2 separate regions of the Homo sapiens genome follow, and region 1 is linked to region 2. The links are chromatin contacts, found by Hi-C or POLR2A ChIA-PET in ENCODE. All regions are on one chromosome and are shown on one strand. The core of a region is the stretch at or near the end of the contact, and the rest is flanking DNA. Distances in the headings are between cores, read along the strand shown.

Evidence for each region. Hi-C counts contacts between places; a loop is a spot of excess contacts on that map. ChIA-PET counts read pairs that join two places held with the same protein, here RNA polymerase II (POLR2A). Pooled maps may share reads with other maps.
Region 1: a pooled map shows a loop between it and region 2 (5-fold over the local background). The contact joins two enhancer-like sites. A Hi-C loop is called at or near these places in 1 of 168 maps with a recorded cell type or tissue (endothelial cell of umbilical vein) and 4 of 50 pooled maps. POLR2A ChIA-PET finds 5 or more read pairs at or near these places in 1 of 52 experiments (activated naive CD4-positive, alpha-beta T cell).

Annotation. Positions count from the first base shown.
Region 1 is chr16:12,644,306-12,649,774 of GRCh38, reverse strand. No RefSeq gene overlaps it. Among named protein-coding and RNA genes, the nearest start is that of SNX29-AS3, 36 kb to the right of the region's middle. Within about 2 kb of position 2,859, at least 3 of the 41 ENCODE cell types and tissues checked have a DNase peak (open chromatin) inside an H3K27ac peak, as active enhancers do.
Region 2 is chr16:12,077,680-12,082,749 of GRCh38, reverse strand. SNX29 (sorting nexin 29) reads right to left here. Exons shown (of 21, transcript NM_032167.5): 11 at 3,835-3,917. It also overlaps the pseudogene RPS23P6. Among named protein-coding and RNA genes, the nearest start is that of SNX29, 100 kb to the right of the region's middle. Within about 2 kb of position 2,454, at least 8 of the 41 ENCODE cell types and tissues checked have a DNase peak (open chromatin) inside an H3K27ac peak, as active enhancers do.

The DNA of each region.
Region 1 (5,469 bases), core at 1,610-4,109, 570 kb before region 2:
ACCAAGGATGTGTATCCCAGGCTTCTCGTTGGATGTATTAGCAGAAGATCTCTTTCCACTGGAGTTCGCTGGAAGGGGTGGTGCATGTTTGGAACTGGTGGGGGATCCCACCTAGAAGAGAGCTTACCAAGGAATGTAGCCATCATAGAAGAAACTAGGGAAGAGAAACAGGGAGAAGAGAGAATAAGAAGAAAGAAGCAAGGGACCAGAATGAACCCCTGGGTCTAGCCATACCTGAAGCTAGTCAGTGCCTGGCTGCCAATAACTTTCTTTCTTTGCTTCAGTCAGTTTTCTGTTGTTTGCAAACCAAAAGAGGCCTGATTGCTACAACATTCCACAATGTTGATCTCAAGTCCCATTTCTTGTCCATTCTACCTCTGCAACTGACTCCCATAAGCCAGAGCTAGAGGCTGGGGAGGGGGTTTTAGGCTTGACAAGGGAGTATGTTTTTTGTTTGTTTTTTTTTTTTGAGACAGAGTCTTACTCTGTCGCCCAGACTGGAGTGCAGTGGTACAATCTCGTCTGACTACAGCATCCGCCTCCCAGGTTCAAGTGATTCTCGTGTCTCAGCCTCCCAAGTAGCTGGGATTACAGGCATGTGCCACCACACCCAGCTAATTTTTGTATATTTAGTAGAGACAGGGGTTCATCATATTGGTCGGGCTGGTCTCGAACCCCCGATCTCAGGTGATCCCCCTTGGCTCTTGGCTGGCTGCAATTCCTTACTGGCCAGAGGTCTTTGTTTCTTACCTGCATCTCTTCATAGGCTGCCTTGAATGTCCTCATGACCCCATGACATGGGGATTGGCTTCCCCCAAAGTTAGTGATCCAGGGGAGAGAGAATCCTCAAGATGGAAGTCGTCGTGTTTTAAAACTTAATCTTGAGAGTGACATACCATCACCTCTGCCATATGCAACTGGTCACAGAAACCAAGGCTGGTACAATGTGGGAAGGGATCACACCTTACAGGGTGTAACAGCAGGAGGTGGAGAACATTGGGTGCCATCTTAGAGGCTGGTCCCACAGTCAGGGAGAAAGACAGTAATCAAACATCACACTAACACATATGTCATTGCAAACTGAGCTATGTGCTCTCAAAATACAGCCCATGGTCCTGTGAGAGCATAAAACAAGGGGTCCAACTTAGACGTAGGTGGAAACCAGAGATGAAATTTTGACATCGCCTCTAAGGGATGAGTTGATGAGAGCGGAGGAAAGGAAAAAGGGCATCCTAGGCCATTGGTTCACAACCTTGGTTGCTCATTGGAGTCATCTGGGGAAATTTAAAGAGTACTGTTGGCCAGGCATGGTGGCTCACGCCTGTAATCCCAGCACTTTGGGAGGCTGAGGTGGGTGAATCACCTGAGGTCAGGAGTTCAAGACCAGCCTGGCCAAGATGCTGAAACCCCGTCTCTACTAAAAATACAAAAACTAGCTGGGTATGGTGGCACATGCCTGTAATCCCAGCTACTTGGGAGGCTGAGGCAGGAGAATCACTTGAACCCGGGAGGCGGAGGTTGCGGTGAGTCGAGATTGCACCATTGCACTCCAGCCTGGGCAACAAGAGCGAAACTCCATTTCAAAAAAAAAAAAAATACTGTTGCCCACACTGCCCCTCCAAAGACTCTGATCCAAATGGTCTGGGGTAAAGCCTGGGCATTAGGATTTTTTTAAGCTCCCAAGGCGATTCCAATATGCAACCATGTTAGAAAACAGCTGTTCTAGGATAGGGGACCACCGGCAGAAATGTCTGTTACCAGAGGGAGACTAACATGCTTGAGGAACTGAGGGCCAGGAGGGCTGGAGGGTAGAGAGTGCAGGAGAGTGACGTAGAGTGGGGACGAGAGGTGGGCAGATGGTGGACCTGATGATTCGCCTCAGAGGACATGTTAGGGAGGCTGGGCTTGGAGGGTACAAGGACGATGGGGGAGTGACATGATCCAATGGGCATTTCCAAAAGATGCCTCTAGCTCAGGTTCATGAACAGATTGGAGGGGAGCCCAAGGGTGGGGGTACCATTCTGGAGTGATAGAACCTTGGTCCCAATGGTGACAGGTGATGAGGACTTGGACTAAGGCAGTGACAGCAGGTGACAGCAATATGGTGGGCAGAGTCAAGAGTTCTATGTTGGCTGGGTGCAGTGGTTTATGCCTGTAATCCCAGCACTTTGGGAGGCTGCGGCGGACAGATCACAAGGTCAGGAGTTCGAACCAGCCTGGCCAACGTGGTGAAACCCCGTCTCTACTAAAAATACAAAAATTAGCCAGGAGTGGTGGCACGCACCTGTAGTCCCCAGCTATTGGGGAGGCTAAGGCAGAAGAATTAGTTGAACCTGGGAGGCGGAGGTTGCAGTGAGCCAAGATCATGCCACTGCACTCCAGCCTGGGGGACAGAGTGAGACTCTGTCTCAAAAAAAAAAAAAAAAAAAAAAAAAATTCAATGTTACCAATTCTTATGATCCAATCAAAACCTTTGATTTGACAGATGGGAAAGTGAGGTCAGAGAGATGACAGGGCTCATTCTAGATAATTCCATAATAGGATAAAGCAGAAGGAAAGAGAAACCAACTTGGCCCTAACAACCTGTGGTTTAAATGATAAACAAGACCAGAGGAGAAGAGAAAAGGAAATGAGGATGAGAGCATCAAGCAAAGATAAAAGAAGACACATCCAACGCACACACATACACACATGCTCGCATGCTCACAAATGAGAAGACCAAAAGGTCAGTGGCAAGTTGAAAAATAGATGGTGTAATTATAAAGCTGTCTGAAATGCCAGCCAGGGTCAGCCCTGTGACCCGTCCTTCCGTGCCTGGCAGGGACACTGGGGGAGGGCTGGGGAAAGCTGCCAACCTGCTTGACATTCAGCTTCTATGGCGGTGGGTGGAGGGAGCGTTCCATGCCATGCCTTGCCTCTGTTCTCCATGGCAGAATCTGGGACTTTCTCTCCAAGATAGCCGAAGCCTGTTGACAGCCTGTCCCAACTCTGTAGTCACGTGGAGAAAGGTTATTTCCAGCACCCCACTTTTAGCCACACATTAAACAGATGGGGTCCTTCCTTTTCCGTTGGTAATGATCCCCTGCCTCTAAAGAGGTGACTTTTTAGTGTCTTTCTTGAGAAAAGGAAATGGTGACTCACATCTCACCAGCCTGAAATAATTAGCTTCAGGCAAATGCATGTAGATATGGGTAAATACTTTAAAGTGAAGCCTTCTAATCAGTAGTCTCTACGTTTATCAGGAAACAAGCAGATGGTGTGAGGTTTTCTAAAAAACACAGAAATCAGAAACAAATAGTTCCATGACATCCTGGGTTAGACAGATCATTAATTGGGTACTAAATTCTACCGAAGGCTTAGGGAAGAATATATCATTCTGAAATGTTAGAGCTAGAAGGACCCTCTAAGAAAACGTAGTCTAGGGATGGCCAATAAATGACACTCTCACCATCACATTCCCCCTCATACCCACACCAGGCATTAATAATCTGTCACAGAACTACTGACCGCTGAGTCCTCCTAAAGACAGTATTCCAGGCATGCATTATCAATCACGGTTATCACCCAAGATCTGCATTGTCTTTATATAGTAAAATAAAATTTTAAAATTCAGTGCCTCAGTTACACTAGCCACCTTTCAAGTACTCAATAGCCACATGTGGCTATTGGATAGCACAGAATAGAACATTTCAATCATTGCAGAAAGTCCAGCTGGACAGCCCTAGAACCATATTTCCCAAATGGCAGTCATGTTTAATATATCATCTTCACACTTTTTGCCACATTGACTTGTTTTATTTATTTATTTATTTATTTATTTATTTATTTATTTTTATTTTTGAGACAGAGTCTCGCTCTGTTGCCAGGCTGGAGTGCAGTGGTGCAATCTCAGGTCACTACAACCTCCACCTCTCAGGCTCAAGAGATTCTCGTGCCCCACCCTCCCGAGTAGCTGGGATTACAGGCACGCGCCACCACACCCAGCTAATTTTTGTATTTTTAGTAGAGACGGGCTTTCACCATGTTGGCCAGGATGGTCTCAGATTCCTGACCTCAAGTGATCCGCCTGCCTTGGCCTCCCAAAATGCTGGGATTACAGGTGTGAGCCACCGCACCCGGCCACACATTGACTCTTTTTTACAAAAAAATTATCTAATAAGTAAATGTTTAAAATTATCAAAGGAAATGGAAAGCTAGTTTACTTTTTTGTTGTTGTTTTTTTTTTGAGACCGAATCTCACTCTATCACCCAGGCTGGAGTGCAGTGACACGATCTTGGCTCACTACAACATCTGCCTCCTGGGTTCAAGTAATTCTCATGCCTCAGCTTTCTAAGAAGCTGGGATTACAGGTGTGTGCCACCACACCTGGCTAATTTTTGTATTTTTAGTAGAGATGGGGTTTCATCATGTTGCCCAGGTTGGTCTCAAAGTCCTGACCTCAATGATCCACCCACCTCGGCCTCCCAAAGTGCTGGGATTACAGGCATGAGCCACCACCCCCAGCTAAGCCTTTCTTATTGATTTTAAAGTACCATGAGTTGCACACTCTCATGATTAGCACGGATTGGAACAACCATGAGAGGAAGAGGAGTTTGCTCAAGGTCAATAAACAAGAATGGTGAGAGGAAGGGGGATGGCATGTACACACACACAAACACACATACACACACACACATGCTCGCAGAGGCATTGCAAACAATGGCTATCGGGTCGGTTCAGGTCTAGACTTCTCCAAATTAGATAATGTCTGAGCCTCAGTTCCTTCATCTGTAAAATGGGGAAGGGTGGAACAATCTTGAAGGATCCCTGGAAGTCAGATTTCTCAACCTCAGCAATGTCAACACTTTGGGCTGTATCATTCCTTGCTCTAGGGGCTGTCCCATGAGCTGTAGGATCTTACCCTGGCCTCTATTCACTGGATGCCAGTAGCACTACCCCTCCCCTGGTTGTGACAACCAAAAATGTTTCCAAACATTGCCCAGTGTCCACTGAGGGGCAAATTCACCCCTGGTTGAGAACCACTGCTGAAAGGATGAGAGATGATGTAAGTAAAATAGTTCACGGTGCCTTGTACATAGTAAGTGTTCAATTAATCATCACTGTTGTTGTTGTTATCTGTATTCATATTTTCATTTGGAGCAGGGTCTATTGTCCCCACTTTACAGGTAAGGAAACAAAGCCAGAGCCAGGCTTTGAGCAGAGTTCTGAGTGTTTCCAGCATCTACCTTCCCACCGCACTTGAGGCAGCCCTGCCTAAGCTTGCATAATCTGGACTCCACTGTATACCCCACATCAGCTCCGAAGGACCCAGGTGGTCAGAAAAGAGGTTTTCTGCATTTGAACCGGTTTTCTGCACTTCCATCCAGCCAGTGCATCAGACCAGGCTGATGCAGAGAGCCTCCCTGGAGCTCTCAAGAAATTTCTCAGCAATGCCAGTGTTTGTCCCCCATCTTGAGGCTGACGATGAT
Region 2 (5,070 bases), core at 1,205-3,704:
ACAGAAGCCCCTTGTCCCAGCCACCCACACACAATCCTAACCACAGACCACGTTTCTACCAAGTATCAAGGCTCAAATGCAGACATGGTGACATTTTTTTCTTCAGAGATTCAAGGTATAAGCTCTGGATATGTCCCAAACTTGCTCAAAATGCCAAATAATAAAATGATATAGTTTCTAAAAAATTGTCTGAGTCAAAACAAGAAAAACAATCTACGCCTCTGTCACTGGCCTAACTCGAGCATGTTTAAGGGCATGTATGTCATCACTGAAAATGCACAGGCAAGGCCAGTGACTTCCTCAAAGACAGAAAGCGGCTGAGGAAGGCCCAGACACCATGCTCTATGTGGACCTGAGACGCAGCTGACAAAGCAAACCGTGTTTATCTGAGATGCTGGGACCTCAGCCCCGGCCGCAGGAACTCTTGGGAAACAGAATGTCAGACACCTGCCAGGGCACACAGGGATGCCTGCAGCCCTACTTACGGTGCCTACAAAGGCTCGCAGGCATGATCTCGGGGCTGCTGTCCTTTAAAAAAAAAAAATGCCCATAAATCAAAACGCAGTGTTCTTTACAGTAGCTGTGCCTCACAGCCAGAGTCAAGTCTTGTCCATCTACACCACGGTGCCACCCACACAGAGACAGAATCATAGGTGCTGGGAAGCGATGTGGCGTTAGATCCCAGCAAGTCACAGGAGTGGCTTCTTTTCTCATCCTCAGTCCTCTCCATTACCATCAGTTCAGTAACAGGATAGCCTCAACACCTAATGTGACTCGCTGACACATCTCTTTGCCTTTGGCTTATAAAAATATATTTCTACTGTGTTTTCACCATCAAAATGTATTATCTTGGTCTTTCCTTCTTGCCTTTGCATAGGACCAAGGGAGAGCTACACTGACTACTCTGAGAACCTTAACTCGGACCCCAGGGATGTCACCAACAGCATGATCTTTGTGACCAAATCCAGCAATCAGAACTTCACCAAGGTTTTATCCCTAAATTTTTTTCCCCGAAATTTTTATTTTAGCTTTTTTTTTCTTTTCTTTTCTTTTCTTTTTTTTTTTTTTTTTTTTTGAGACAAAGAGTCTCGCTCTGGCACCCAGGCTGGAGTGCAGTGTCGCCATCTCGGCTCACTGCAACCTCCACCTCCCGGGGTTTAAGCAATTCTCTTGCCTCAGCCTCCCGAGTAGCTGGGATTACAGACATCTGCCACCACGCCTGGCTACAGAACTTCATTGTTGTCCTCAACTGAAGTCAAGCAGTCATCACTGAGTACAGAAGCTGTGATTTCTTGGTCAGTGGGGCCATAAAGAGCATCCTGATGGCAGGATGTGGCTGTTTGGTTTCAATCCCTACTTTTCCGGCACAATTCCCTTTTGGAGAAGCACTTCCAAAAGGGCTAGGTGCGGGGACTGCACCCAAATGGGCTTTCCTGCACTGCTGATCACCCCACTTCTGGTCTTGCTGGTGGTTACAGAGCTTCCCAGCAGTATGAAGACTGAGATACTTGCCACAGGCCGGGGCCAAAAAGAAGCAGCACTCATCTCTCTTTTGAACAACAAGAGTGGGTATCAATCGGAACCCAGGGCAGGCAACCACGCCAGGCACACTTAGTAATAGTTTCCTTCCACTGTCTTCATTTTACAGCGACCTGCTGGTTTCGTTAACTCATAGTGACTCTCCATTTACAGTAGTGAGATAAAGCTTCCTTTTTCAAAAAATAAAGGAATTCAATTTGTTTAAGTGCATCATTAAAAGTAAACTACAGTCTGGGCACGGTGGCTCACACCTGTAATCCCAGCACTTTGGGAGGCTGAGACCGGCAGATCATGAGGTCAGGAGTTCAAGACCAGCCCGGCCAACATGGCGAAACCCCATCTCTACTAAAAATACAAAAATTAGCCGGGCGTGGGCCTGTAATCCCAGCTACTTGGGAGGCTGACGCAGGAGAATCGCTTGAACCCAGGAGGTGGAGGTTGCAGTAAGCTGAGATCGTGCCATTGCACTCCAGCCTGGGAGACAAGAGCAAGACTCTGTCTCAAAAAAAAAAAAAAAAGTAAACTGTAGTAGGCCGGGCACGGTGGCTCATGCCTGTCATCCCAGCGCTTTGGAAGGCTGAGGCGGGTGGATCGCTTGATCCTAGGAGTTCAAGACCAGCCTGGACAGCATGGTGAGACCTCAACTCTACAAAAAAATAAATAAATAAAAATGAATAATAAAGTAAACTATAGGGTAAGTAACAGTACTGTGGTAAACAAAAGATTGACAGGTGAAAAGCAGCCAGCTACATACTCACCCACCCTGTGTCCCATGGACTGAGTGATCTATTAACACCTGCTCAGCGGAGTTCAGGGCTGAGCAGCGCCACAGTAAACCACACATGCTCACATACAAAAAGTGCGGCCAGCCGTTCCCACGCAGCAGCCTTACGGTGTCTGCTCACTTCCTGCTTCACCCTTGAATCAAAGAATGCTGGGTGCCTCCCAAACTCTTTCTTCCTTCCTTAGCAACAAAAACTAATTTCCTTTTTATCAAGAACAATTGCCCCCTCTGCAGCCAAGGGGGACCATGACATGAATGCTGGCCCAAGACACGAGTGGTATACTGTAAGCACCTTCTAGTGAAGGTCGGGGGAGCTTCAACGTTTTTGTACCAAGAGCCCATTTTGTAATCTAGGAATAACCATGGGCTCCTATTCAGGAAAATGTATTAAAATATATAAAACATACCATATCACAAAGGAAACCAATTACATCAAAATAGAATGATCATGATTGAAGAAAATACTATATTTCACCCAGAGCTAAATGAAAAACATTGTAATTTTTTTCCCTATCCAAGCTCAGGCCCCTGAATCCTATATGTAGAAATAGACGAAGTCTCTCTGCTCTCTCCTCCTTCCTGCCGCCTGGAATGAGAATGAAATGGCTGGAGCTAAAATGGCTATTTTGGTCTACAAGGCAAGACAGGAGGAGTCCCGGTCTCTGATGGCCGTGGAGCCACATACCAGCCCCAGCCCATCTACCTCTGGATAGAGAGAAATTTCCATCACATCTCCTTAACCACCGGAACTTCAAGAAGAGTAGGTCTGAATGGCTTTGTGTACAAAAAATAAACCAACTGTTGGTTTACATAGTGTCTGCTCACTTCCTGCTTCACCCTTGAATCAGAAAATGCTAGGTGCCTCCCAAACGCCTTCTTCCTTCCTTAGCAACAAAAGCTAATTTTTTTTTTTAATTGGGAACAAGTGCCCCCTCTGCCTCCAGGGGAGGCCATGGGACAAATGCTGGCTCAAGCCACCAGTGAGATACCAGGAGCACCCGTCAGTTTACATAACAGTTGGTTTATTCTTTGTTATACAAAGCCATTCAAACCTAGTCTTCCTTGCTATATCTCTAATACTTTTTCTAGGTAGTAAAGTTGGAAACAGTTGAAGCCTGATCATTAGCAAAGTTTAATCATCTTGGAGAGACATATTCTTCTTCACTTACAAAAATGAGTCCTTCAGAGTTACAAAGGAAATCCAACTAGAATAGGTCCTCTGTAGCTAACTGCATTATGGGAGGCAAACCCCAAAACCTGGAACCACAGAAGTCTACGGCAAGGCTGCTCCATCCTGAGGCACGCCCTTTAGCGCGCACACGCCCAAGCGCCACGCATTAACCACGGTTCTGGATATCCACAAGCACGTACCACACCTCCAGTCTACAACCAGGGACGTACACACCTGACGTGAACCCACAGTCACAGGGTTAGAAGCACAAAGGCACCGCCATGAGACGTGGGCCAGAAGTCATCCCAGAGCTGGTGGAGGGGGCTGCGAAAGTACTTACTAATTGTCATGGACTCTGGCACTGAGGCAGAAGGTAACAGGCTGCTCAGAGGACTTCCGTGGCCTGGAGAGCTGGCTTCCACACTAGGAAAAAGCAGGCAGGAGGAAGTTACACTCGGCCACTGAAAGTACACACCCTCACCATTCCAAAAACTAGCAGAGGTCGGTTTACTCCGGTACCTCTACTAGAAGGGATAGAGGCAGTCATTGGAAATTAGTCAGGCCTCGTTATCTGCAGATTCCGTATTTGGAAATTCATCTACGCACTAAAATTTATTTGTAACCCCAAAGTCAATACTTGAGGTGCTTTCACAATCATTCATGAACACGTGCAGAGGCCAATAATTTCACTCCCTAATGTGCATAATCTCAGCTGAAGTCGAACAGCTGGGACCTCAGATCTCACACCGTAAACAAGCATCCTCTTTGCTGTCTATTTACTGCCATGTTTTTAGCATTTTTTTTTCCACTTTTCTTTCTTTTGCGTGATCTCGGCTCACTGTAACCTCCACCTCCTGGGTTCAAGCGATTCTTGTGCCTCAGCCTCCCAAGTAGCTGGGATTACAGGCCCGCACCACCACACCCGACTAATTCTTGTATTTTTACTAGAAATGGGGTTTCGCCAAGTTGGCCAGACTGGTCTCAAAGTCCTGACCTCAAGTGATCCACCTGCCTCAGCCTCCCAAAGTGCTGGGATTACAGGCATGACCCACCACACCCGGCCTTTTTTTCCACTTGATTTTATTGTTTAAAATGTCCCCAAGCACAGTGCTGAAGTGGTACTGCCGACAGTTCCTAAGCACAGGAAGGCTGTGATGTGCCGTATGGAGATAATTTGTGAGTTAGAGATGCTTCATTCAGGCATGGCTTACAGTGCTGCTGGCTGTGAATTCAATGTTAATGAATCAACTGCATACATTAAACAAGGTGTCTTTAAACAGGAACAGACATAAAACCAGGTTATGTGTTGATCAGTTGATAAAAATGCTGTGACCAGGCCAGGTGTGGTGGCTCATGCCTGTAATCGCAATACTTTGGGAGGCCGAGGCGGGTGGATCACATGAGGTCAGGAGTTCGAGACCAGCCTGGCGAACATGGCAAAACCCCTTCTCTACTAAAAATACAAAAATTATCTGGGTGTGGTAGCACATGCCTGTAATCCCAGCTACTTGGGAGGCTGAGGCAGGAGAATCACTTCAACCCAGGAAACAGAGGTTGCAGTGAGCCAAGATCACGC